Regions from separate parts of the Homo sapiens genome. Here region 2 is linked to region 1. A link is a loop called in an ENCODE intact Hi-C map of the cell type or tissue named here. Cell type or tissue: heart right ventricle. All regions are shown on one strand. Links, peaks and the distances in the headings refer to the core of each region. The heading gives the core; the rest is flanking DNA.

Region 1 (2,916 bases), core at 157-2,656:
GATCATACAGACATGAGGCTTCAAAGCGAGAATTTGAACCCAAATTTATGTTCAGCTGGCTATGATGCACGTGGAGGGAAAAAAGAGGGTCAGAAAAATATGGAAAGACCTTCTGGGGACATGGCCTCCATTTTTTAGTAAGTACAGGTTTATTACATGACAGGGAACCTGGTTGATAAGAAATAACATTTGGCTAAAAATTATCAGGTAAAGTATTAAATAATAGAAGTAGGAGGTCTCCCCAAGAGAATATTTTATAGGGTTATAGTTTCAAAGGATGTGTCATCATGGACCTTAGAATCAGAATATCTAGCGGGAGGGGGACTTCAAGGTCCCCCAATCCAGTGATGCTGAGATATGCTGGCAGAGTTCAGGGCCAAGTGCCGTGGGGCTTGGGGAGCCTGTATCATTCTCCCGGGTGTTCTGAGCACTGGACACTAAGCCAAGCAGAAAGTGATGACGGAACCACAGACAGGCTCAGAATGGGGCCAATAAGGGGGGGCATCGCCCTCCCCAAGGCAGCTGTCACGACTTGCGTTAGGACAAGCAGCCAGTGTCATCCCGGGGCCTTAGGATTTGCAGTGACATCAAAATCAATTCAGTCCCAGTTTTAATCATCATGGACATGTGAGGACTGTCATTTTTGTCACTGAGCAAGTTTAAATCGATTCCACATATATTTATTGAGCATCCACTATGTAGCAGGCATTGAGGCTGGGCCCTGGCAGTGAGCAAGACAGATGCAGCCCCGCCCCCGGGGAGCCATGTTGTAGGCTGATACAGCACCAGCAAGAGGAAATACAGCACTCTGGGGGCCCAGAGCGAGGGAAGGTGAGCCTGGCTGAGAATGTGAGGGAGAAGCTTTCCTGAGAACAGTAAAGTCTAAGTCAGTTTTTCTCAACCAGGGTCTATCTTGCCCCAGGGGACACTTGCCAATGTTTGGAGGCATTTCTAGTTGGGACAATGGGAGGGTGCGGGGGAGAGCACCCCCAGCATCTAGTGGGGACAGGCCAGGGATGCTGCTATGCATCCTACAATGCACAGGACAGTCCCCACCACAAAGAATGAGCTGACCCAAAATATCAACGGTGTTGAAGCAGAGAAACCCTGATCTATGCTAAGACCTGAAAGACAGAGAGAAGATGGGCAGAGATGGAGGGGAACAGTGTTCCAGCCAAAAGGAACAGCATGTGCTAAGGTCCAGAGGCAGGAAAGCACAGCTCCCTTCTTAATTGTCCATGATATTTAATATTTGCTGAGCACTTAGGACATCCCAAGCAGTTACATCCTAGACATCTTCACGACAAGCACATGCCTTGGGTTCTGTTATTATCTCCATTTTCCAGATGAGTAAACTGAGGCTCGGGGTGGTGGGAGAGTGCCTGTGATCGCACAGCTAGAAGCTGGCGGAGCTTGGACTTTAACCCCACTTGCCATGTCTCCAGGACCCTGTGTGTCTGGAGTTCAAGGGTGCGTCCATGAAGTAGGACAGCCTGGCGGTGAATGCGACTCAGCAGCGCCTTGAAGGCCACATTAGGGAGTCTGGGCTTCCCCAAATTGGGCAGCAGGAAAAGGGTTTAAGCACTTAAAGAGATTAAAGCTTTGCAGAAGGGAGCTGAGTCCTCTGGTCACCAGCCCGAGGCTCACGCCGACAAGCTTGGCACACACTTGGCAGAGTGGCATCTGGACTTGGCACCTCCTCCCTCCCACAGAGGGAGTGAAAATAGCATCTCAACAGCCAGGGTTACGTGAGGCCCAAGAGCTGCTGGGTTTAATTTATCTTGCTTGGTTTTCCACTGACAGTTTTAGTAAACCAATTTGGGTTTGATAGTAAAAATAATTCCATCCTCCGGGCCCCTCAGCCCTCCTAAGTGTTTGCAATTGTTATTTTTCACATCGACGATGGGGAGGGAGTGTGCACTGCAGACCGAGCTGGGTAGGTGGCCCATAGTAGGCGCATGACTTAGCTGTCTGCTGAGTCATGAATGAGGACGTAAGCCACATTTCCCAGGCGAGAGGGGATCTCTCTCCCTCTTCGTCTACTGGGCAGTCTGTTGATACCGTGGCCATGGCGGTTCTAATTAGTTACCATTTATTAAAAACCTACTATGTGCTAGGCAGGCCCTGAGCTGCATCGTTTAGGTCCGTGAGCAATAATAAATGTGAACATTATTATGCAGAGATAATAATTACATAAATGAGAGCTAATGTGGGTAGAGATAATTACAGAAGGGTAATTACCCAAATTAGAGATAATGTATGCCAAGCACATTGCATGGTATCTGGCACATAGTTGGTGCTTCATAAATGGAGACTACTATTATCAGGAATCCTCAGATAAGGCAGATATTATCATTACCACTTTATGGGTTGGGTATGACAGCACAGAGAGGTTACGTGGTTTCCTCAGGTCACACAGCTAGTAAAGACGGAGCACACACCGTAGCCTCCACTTCCACTGACTTGAACAGCTTTCGGGGCACCAGCTGTGTGTCTCGGCAATGTAGCAGCGACACGGGAAGGCTCCCAGGCCTGTAGGGACTCAAAGTTCAGGAAGGGACACATAGCCATAAACAGACAGCCTGGCAAAATGTAAGCAAAGTCCTGTGGCTTGGAGGGTGAGTTGAGGAGGTAGAGGGGAACTAGATTTATCTCCGTGAATTATGGAAATATCCCTGAGAAGGTGACATCCAGAAGGAATCTTGAAGAGTGCCAGTTGCCCGGAGTTAATGGGAGAAAAGTGTCGTGAGCAAAGGATTCAAGCAGTGATGACAGTGACCATTAGGCATGAAATGAATGCTCTGAATCACAGCATCAATTACAACCATCTGCCCCACATTGTTGGTGTTGGAGGAAAGAAGGAGGTTGCACCAACTTGGGATGAGTCAGGAGCCCTCAGGCTAAACCTTCTTCACA
Region 2 (2,916 bases), core at 200-2,699, 230 kb before region 1:
AACGTTATGGTAAGTTTATTTGCTGATGGGAATAATCCAGTAAAAAGAGAAACACTTATGATTTGGGAGAGAAAGGGATTGATCACTGGAGTGATGTGGCTTGATGGGGTGTGGGAAGAGGAACCCAGAACTCCCATGGATGAGCTGTCAGCATCGACAGGCATTCATGGGACAGGGAGAGGACAGGTACATGAGCTCATCTGGGGAAGGTTGGCAGGGTGAGTGTGGCAGAAGTGTGGCATGGGGCAAATAACCCCTTCCTGTTTTCTTAGGGGAAAGGAAGCAGGGACATTAACCAAGACTGAGGAGGAAGAGTTGGAGAGTTGAAGGGAGGGTCGTGAAAGTTGTCTTGCAGCTGGGATCATGGACTTGCAATAGGTTCTGAGCATACATTTAAAGTGATACCAGCTGACCTGGGTGTTTTTTGTCTTCCAGCCATTTGTATCTGTAGAGACACAGGTGTGGAAAAGATCAGCACTTGGATTCAATCTGGGTTGAAGTTTTGCCAGGTGAGTGTAAAGGAGGAAGAAGAACAAGAATATTAAGATTGAAAGCAAAGAAGTGAATACGATAATGGGCATCTACCTGCCTTTCCCCACCTTTCTTTCTTTGTCTCTACAGCTCACTTTCTACACACACACACACACACACACACACACACCCTAGAGGGGACATGGAGAGAGGTATTTGTAACTTTTAGAAATATGACAGAGCTATCAGCTATGTGACAGCTCCATAATTGTGAAGTAGGCTGCATACATTTTGATCCGAACGTGACTGTTGCAATTGTTCTGCATCGGTGTATCATATTTTTTTCCCATCAAGCCAAAGAACAAAAACAAAGAAAAACTGTGTCTGAGAAGGAGGAAGTCAGGAGCGACAACTACAAAACTAGAAGTGTGTGGCTGAGATGCTTCTCTTCATTCCCCCAGCTCCATGTGCCTTTAAAACAAAGTACCAGGTTCTCAAGGGATCATGAATGATTCTTTTTTCCTCTCATCCAAATGCCCGTGAGTTCCTCCCCTTACCCTTCAGAGGCATAAATCTCAGTGGGGCCAATTTGGGACAAGCCAATTCTCATCAGTGTTTAATTCAGGTACAAGAAAATTGCTGGACTGCAGGCAGAGGGCAGGAAGCTAAATTCAACTGGGAGGTGGACAATGGCCATTGATACTAGTGGGAATGTTAAATCTTATTGGGAAAGTCTCTTAATTATGTGATTCAGCTCTTAGATAAAGGATTATTTTTAAGCACAAATAGCTTTTTCTGTAATAGCTGTTCCTTTTCTCAGGCAGAGAGCCAGAGGACAAGAGATGTCCCAGTGACCCATCTGACTCGAAACTCTGTGTGTTCAGCAAGGCATAGCACAACTGCCCAAAGCAAGGGACCAGGGGTGGGGGTGAAGGGTTGGGTGTGGGGAGAGAGTTGCTGCTCTGGAGCCCAACCTCTATCTGTTGTAAATGGCTGAACAGACACTTGCAGAAGGAGAGATTTTGAGGGTCACTTGGAAAACCTGTATGGATTGTTTAATAATGTCTGCCATAAGAACAGAGGTGGAGAGCAGTGGTACACATACCAAGTATCAGCCATTTGTAATCCATAGAAATCTACTGTAGGAATTGATTAGCAATGTCTGCCATGAGCATAGAAGTGGAGAGTGGCAGTACATATGCTGTATATCTGCCATTTGTGAACCAAGGATGTTTTTGTGGAAAGCATATCAGTCCAGCTAGATGGCAGTGTGGCTCTAAGTCAATAGGGTAGAGTTTCAGTAGACCCCTGCCAAAAGATAAATCCAAATCCTACTTTGCCCGTGTATTATACAGTGACTTTAACCAAATGACTACATCTCTTGGAGCTTCTTTTTTTCTTTCTTTTTTTTTTTTTTTTTTTACATCTGTACAATAGAGGGAACAATCACTATGTCATTGGTTGTTGTGAGAATAAAACAACTATTAAAGCCCTTGGTGTCTTGTGAATTTTGATATGGGCTTAAGATATTGTGATTGCGGTTATAATTATTTCTATTATTAATTGCTGATAAAATGTCAACTATGTGCCAAGTATTTTGTTTGGCGCTTTTATGTATATTAACTTATTTGTTTCTCATAATAGCTCTGCAAGTTAGGTACTAATCACAGTCTCCATTTTATAGAAGGGGAAAGTGAGTTTCACAGAGGGTAGGTGACACATGCATTGACACACAGACAGCAAAAACGGATCCTGGATATAAATCAGGATGGAGAGATTCCAAAGCCATTGTTTAAATCTCTACCTGTTGCTCTCTTAGCAGTACCAGCCTAAGAGCCCAGTTTTCTGGGTCTGATCCCCCGTTCTTTTGAAGACCTACTGTGTGTCTTGAGGCAAGTCGCACTTCCACATGCAACTCAGTCTTTACATCTTGGAAAGAGACAGTTGGAATAGACCCATGGTTTCTACACTTTGTTTGTTAGAGTTCCAAGAGTCTGAAGAGTTTCCCTGGGATGGAGGAAGATTTGTATACCCTCCTCCACTCAAACCTGGGCATCTCTCATTTGCTCTATTTTCTATATCAGAATTCCAGGTATGATTTAATTTGGAAAGGGATCCTGCTGCTACAAAAAGTTTGGAAACCATCTCCTTAGATGATGGTAGTTGTCACTTATTCATCATCTATTATATGCCAAGCCTTTCACATATGCTGTTTACAACCTGCAGTAACAAAACAAGGTAAAACATTATTATTCACATAATTTTTCAGGAAAGGAAACTGAGATTCAGAGCAGTTCAATCCCTGGCTAAGGTCACCTTGGTAGTTGTGCCAAACCAGGGAGTCCAATTCAGATCTCTCTTGATTTGGAAGCCCATAATTAAACCTTCAGGCTGCTGAATCACATCTCTTATTGAAGGCAGTACACAATTAGTATTATTTCATTA

Evidence for each region. Peaks named below come from ENCODE experiments on the same cell type or tissue, not always from the same donor. Only the 100,000 strongest peaks of a DNase experiment are listed, where the experiment ranks them.
Region 2: a loop joins it to region 1, with 4 times the contacts of the local background. A loop is called at or near these places in 35 of 110 quality-filtered maps.

What each region holds. Positions count from the first base shown.
Region 1 is chr22:26,319,871-26,322,786 of GRCh38, forward strand. The region is part of intron 9 of SEZ6L (seizure related 6 homolog like); the gene reads left to right. Among named protein-coding and RNA genes, the nearest start is that of SEZ6L-AS1, 75 kb to the left of the region's middle. RefSeq lists an enhancer at 1,056-2,022. In heart right ventricle, for the core only: no CTCF peak of the experiment used is centred there; a DNase peak (open chromatin) is centred at 1,667; H3K27ac peaks cover 1,005 bases.
Region 2 is chr22:26,084,879-26,087,794 of GRCh38, forward strand. No RefSeq gene overlaps it. Among named protein-coding and RNA genes, the nearest start is that of LINC02559, 66 kb to the right of the region's middle. In heart right ventricle, for the core only: a CTCF peak has its summit at 1,748; no DNase peak of the experiment used is centred there.